2 separate regions of the Homo sapiens genome follow, and region 2 is linked to region 1. The links are chromatin contacts, found by Hi-C or POLR2A ChIA-PET in ENCODE. All regions are on one chromosome and are shown on one strand. The core of a region is the stretch at or near the end of the contact, and the rest is flanking DNA. Distances in the headings are between cores, read along the strand shown.

Region 1 (2,700 bases), core at 120-2,619:
CTGATCTCAGGTGATCCGCCTGCCTCAGCCTCTCAAAGTGCTGGGATTACAGGTGTGAGCGACCGTGCCCGGCTTCATCTCATTTTTAACTGTGGAATTGCTGGGTTTTAAATTTTAGCTTTAAATTAGATAGTGCAAGTCACATAGTTCAAAACAAGTATTCACCAGTGCTTAACGTCTGTCTCTGTGTAAGTTCTAAGACCAAGTCCTTGGGCCAGGTCACATTCACAAGAGCCTCAAATTTAAACTTTTGAGATCATCTTCGAACGAAATTTGGAATTTGGAAAAAGGGAGAAACGTTTAAAAAAAAAAAAACCTCTTAAAATTGCATCTACTTCCAGACTGCACCATCTCAAGGTGATGTGACTATTTGTATAAATCTTGGAATTATTATTTGAGGAACACTTACAGAATTTATGTGTACAAATTAAAAGCTCGAATATGTTGAATGTACATTTAATTTTATTTATTTATTTATTTTTGAGATGGAGTCTCACTCTGTCGCCCAGGCTGGAGTGCAGTGGCAAGATCTCGGCTCACTGCAACCTCTGCCTCCCAGGTTCAAGCGATTCTCCTGCGTCAGCCTCCCGAGTAGCTGGGATTACAGGCGTGTGCCACCATGGCCAGCTAATTTTTGTATTTTTAGCAGAGACGGGGTTTCACTATATTGGTCACACTGGTCTCGAACTCCTGACCTCAGATGATCCGCCTGTCTTGGCCTCCCAAAGTGCTGGGATTACAGGCGTGCGCCACCGCTCCCAGCCTTGAATGTACATTTTAAATATACCACGAGTCCACCACTAAGGCTCAGAAAATATAAGTGGCCTCTAGGATCTCTATACCTCCGCGAGGAAAAATGTCTTCCTTTTTTCTATTTTAGCCGCATAACCGCGAATGAACCAAAGAGAACCCGAAGCCGGTGGGAACTCAGCGCAGTCTCACCCTGCCCCTCGGGAACCGCTTCTCAGCAGCGGCAGCCGAAGTCTGACGACGCTTAGCAACCGTTACCTTGACAACGCAATCCTATCGCGCACCATGGAGTGCGGCGCCCCTCTGCATCCCAGAAGGCACCGCGCTGTCCCTAAGCCTTCCGCCCCTCTCCGTCCCAACATGCAACGAGGCTCACAGTCAATGAATCGTCATCAGGGTGATTACAGAAAAGCCTGTATATCCACGTTTGTTTTAACACTTAAAGTGTTTGTAACCATTGTGAGCGGGAAAGATCTGGAAAGAGTGTTCTCAGTGATTTTTTTCAGACTATAGTTTTAAATCTTGAGGAGGAAATCCCCATCTTTCCCTGGACTTGTACAGGCATCTCATTGGGCAGCCCGCACAAACAGACAGCGTGGGGTGGGGAGGGTCCTCGGGGTCCTTGGCAGGGCACGTGCGGGAGGAAGTGGAGCTCCCTGTACGCGCGGCCCTAGTCGGCTCCTCAACGTGGAGCGATGGGAGGCCTTGAGAAGAAGAAGGTGATTGGGAAAGACGGTGGGGATTCCCGAGGGGTGGGGTGCGGGGGCGGCAGAGCATGGGGTCGACTCTTTTCCCGGGCTCCGTCTCGTGGAGACTGGAAAGACGGGATCGACGTGACCGTAATCAGCTGCGAGAAGGGGTCCGAGAATGGACAAGGATGGCAGTATTCGTTTAGTGAAATCCGAGAACGAACTCCAGAGTTCTTTCTGTGGAGAGGGCTGTGAAAGAGAGTTGAACTTACCAAGCGTAGCTTCATTCCAAAAGCAGGCCGAGCCGTGGGACCACTATTTACCGAAAGGGTGATAAACATTACGTAGAGCTCACCGTTACTGCACCGTTACATTAGTTGGTTAGTGTTGTCTTGGAAGTTCTCTTCGAGGCATAACATTTCGGCTGAAATGGGAAAGATCAGAACGTCTTGGATGGGTTCTGGGGCATGGGAGTGCTTAGCGAGCAGGCCTGACAAGGGAAACCAAGTGCCAAGATCAGTAGGCAGGGAAGGCTTGCTGTGTGTAAGGAGTTGGAAGGACATTAGGATGACTCGCATGTAAACCAAGAAAAGAATGGCATCTGATAAGATTGGGGTTGGACACGTACTGTATCGTGCAAGGCCTGTAAGCTTGGATTTTATTCTAAGTGCAGTAGGAATAGTGTAGAGCTTGGATTTTATTCTACGTGCAGTAGGAAAAAAAGGAGGAGTAACACGATTAGAGTTTTTCAGGGAGTTCTTGTGGCTGTATGGAGAATCGGCCCAGTGACATGAAAAGACTGGGAAGGGAATGGGAATGAGGAATATATAGTTGGCTTAAGTGTTTCTTTCAGAGTGAAAGTTTCTATTGCCAGTGTTCTTAACCCAACACACTACATTGAGTATCCAGTGCTAGCCATCGGAACTGCAAAGATACAAGATGGAAAACCTGCCCTTGAGTTGCAGATGTAGATATGTAACAAAATCGTTACAGTTTTTAAAAGCTGGGTTTCAGAGCCAGAATCAACAAAGATGAGTCTTTGTTGTGGGAAGGATTGTCTTGTGTGTAGTAGGATATTTGGCAACATCCCTGATCCTTTACCTACTGGATACCAGTAGCACCCAGCAACCAAAAATGTCTCCAAACATTGCTGAACTCTCCTCCCCCCAGCACATACCCAGGGAGTACCCCATTGAGAACTATTTATTCCCTTAACATTTATAAGGATAAGCATGGTGACAGAGATAAGTGTGGCATAAGG
Region 2 (2,700 bases), core at 67-2,566, 1.0 Mb before region 1:
TTTTTTTTAATTTATTTATTATTATTTTTTTTTGTAGAGTTTTGCCGTGTTGCCCAGGCAGGTCTCAACCTCCTGGGCTCAAGTGATATAGCTGCCTTGGCCTCCCAAAGTGTTGAAATTATAGGCGTGAGCTACTGCGCCCAACGAATATGTAATCTTTTTAAAAAAAGGGAAAAGGTTGGGCGCGGTGGCTCACACCTGTAATCCCAGCACTTTGGGAGACCGAGATGGGTGGATCACGAGGTCAGGAGTTCAAGACCAGCCTGGCCAACATGGTGAAACCCCGTCTCTACTAAAAATACAAAAATTAGGCTGGGCGTGGTGGCTCATGCCTGTAATCCCAGCACTTTGGGAGGCTGAGGTGGGCAGATCACAAGGTCAGGAGATCGAGACCATCCTGGCTAACACGTTGAAACCCCGTCTCTACTAAAAAAAATACAAAAAATTAGCCGGGCGTGGTGGCGGGCGCCTGTAGTCCCAGCTACTTGGGAGGCTGAGGCAGGAGAATGGTGTGAACCTGGGAGGCAGAGCTTGCAGTGAGCCGAGATCGTGCCACTGCACTCCAGACTGGGAGAGAGAGTGAGACTCCATCTCAAAAACAAAAAAAAACAAAACCCAGAAATTAGCTGGGCGTGGTGGCGGGTGCCTGTAATCCCAGCTACTTGGGAGGCTGAGGCAGGAGAATCGCTTGAACCCGGAAGGTGGTTTTATTGTTTTGAGGCATGGCCCTGGGGGCTTGTGGCAAGGGCTGAGGTGTTTGGGGAGCAGCAGTGCAGGAAAGGCCTTACTCAGCTGGGCTTGCAGGTATGCTCACTCCTGTCTGAGCGCTGCTTCCTTGTTTCTAGCCTCCGTTTAGAATAAAAAAAAAATGTATAGTACAGTATTCCAATTCATCAAAAGGAATAAAGACAGATCAGCCTGTCTGGTCTACCACCATTCAGCCTAAGCATAAGGCAGAACCCTGTGAAGTGGCCTGTGTCCTCCTTCTCTCCCTGTCCCCTTCCTGGAGCCCCATGGGCCTGTGCTCAGCACGCGTCCTGGCGCCGCGGTGTACCTGGTAGTGGGCAGTATCGGACGTGTTCTCCATGTTGGTGAGCGATGTACATGCTGTAGCTTTATTATTCTCATCTATAAATAGGGCCATTCATGCCCTCATAAAGTTGTTAAATAAGAGTGATGTGTATGTAAATACCTGGCCCCATGCTGGCAGGGAGTGGAGCTTTAGTACTATTTTACTTCTTACCTAATAGGTGTGAGTGTGGAAATGGGCAAATAGTCAAGTTGGCAGGGAAGCAGAGCCTCCTGCCTGCCCCAGTGCCACCTGAACTCCTGTAGTGTTCTTATGCCACTGGAACTGGCTGGCAGGGGCCAGCTCTGACCTCAGAGAATTGTGGGCTCACTCTAGGGCAGGAGGAGATCGCAGAGGGCGGAACGGTGGCTCATACAGCCATGCCCCCAGGTGGCCCAGGACCCACCTGGGAGCTACCTCCAATGGCTTTGAGCGGTCAGTGTGTGGACAAGCGGAGGGACCGTGTCTCAAGAATATGTGGAACTCAGCGGGGCATGGTGGCTGACGCCCGTAATCCCAGCACTTTGGGAGGCAGGCAGATCACCTGAGGTCAGGAGTTTGAGATGAGCCTGGCCAACATGGTGAAACCCCATCTCTACTAAAAATACAAAAATTAGCCCAGTGTGGTGGCAGGTACCTGTAGTCCCAGCTACTTGGGAGGCTGAGGCATGAGAATTGCTTGAACCCGGGAGGCAGAGGTTGTGGTGAGCCAAGATCATTCCACTGCACTCCAGCCTGGGGGATAGAGTCAGACTCTGTCTCCAAAAAAAAGACATGGAACTTAAACACAAGGCTAAACTTCTGGGCTGGAAGGAATCGAGGGATGGCCGACTCAAGATACCTGCAGCCCTGCATGAAGCTGTCTGCCAGGAGGCTCTACCTAAAAGCAGTTTTGTTTTGTTTTGTTTTGTTTTTTGAGACGGAGTTTTACTCTTGTTGCCCAGACTGGAGTGCAATGGCACGATCTCAATTCATTGCAACCTCCACCTCCCAGGTTCAAGCGATTCTCATGCCTCAGCCTCCTGAGTAGCTGGGATTACACGTGCGTGCCACCACACCTGAGTAATTTTGTATTTTTAGTAGAGACAGGGTTTCACCATGTTGGCCAGGCTGGTCTTGAACTCTTGACCTCAGGTGATCCGCCCACCTCAGCCTCCCAAAGTGTTGGGATTACAGGCATGAGTCACCGTGCCAGGCCTAAAAGCACTTTTTCTTTTTCTTTTTCTATTTTTTTTTTTTTTTTTTTTTGAGATGGAGTCTTGCTCTGTCACCCAGGCTGAATGCAGTGGCAATCTCAGCTCACTGCAACCTCTGCTTCCTAGGTTCAAGCGATTCTCCCACCTCAGCCTCCCGAGTAGCTGGGATTACAGGCGTGCACCACCACACCTGGCTAATTTTTGTATGTTTAGTAAAGATGGGGTTTCACCATGTTGGCCAGGCTGGTGTTGAACTTCTCACCTCAGGTGATCTGCCCACCTTGACCTCCCAAAGTGCTGGGATTACAGACACTAAGTCACCACGTCTGGCCTAAAGCACTTTTTCTGAATTCCACCCCAGTCTGCCCTTCCTGAGTGCCTGGGCAGGGCCCTTGGGGAGCTGCTGGTGGGGCTCTGAATGTGCCAGGGGTATCC

What was found. Hi-C counts contacts between places; a loop is a spot of excess contacts on that map. ChIA-PET counts read pairs that join two places held with the same protein, here RNA polymerase II (POLR2A). Pooled maps may share reads with other maps.
Region 2: a pooled map shows a loop between it and region 1 (3-fold over the local background). The contact joins the enhancer-like site here to the promoter of PES1 in region 1. A Hi-C loop is called at or near these places in 4 of 50 pooled maps. POLR2A ChIA-PET finds 5 or more read pairs at or near these places in 2 of 52 experiments (GM10248 and PC-9).

The regions. Positions count from the first base shown.
Region 1 is chr22:30,590,579-30,593,278 of GRCh38, reverse strand. It overlaps PES1 (pescadillo ribosomal biogenesis factor 1), which reads left to right and starts at 1,369. Exons shown (of 15, transcript NM_014303.4): 1 at 1,369-1,469. The coding sequence starts at 1,446. RefSeq lists enhancers at 747-826, 1,047-1,346, 826-1,541.
Region 2 is chr22:31,634,452-31,637,151 of GRCh38, reverse strand. The region is part of intron 3 of PISD (phosphatidylserine decarboxylase); the gene reads left to right. Among named protein-coding and RNA genes, the nearest start is that of MIR7109, 14 kb to the right of the region's middle. Within about 2 kb of position 1,316, at least 8 of the 41 ENCODE cell types and tissues checked have a DNase peak (open chromatin) inside an H3K27ac peak, as active enhancers do; they include PC-9, where a contact is called at or near this core.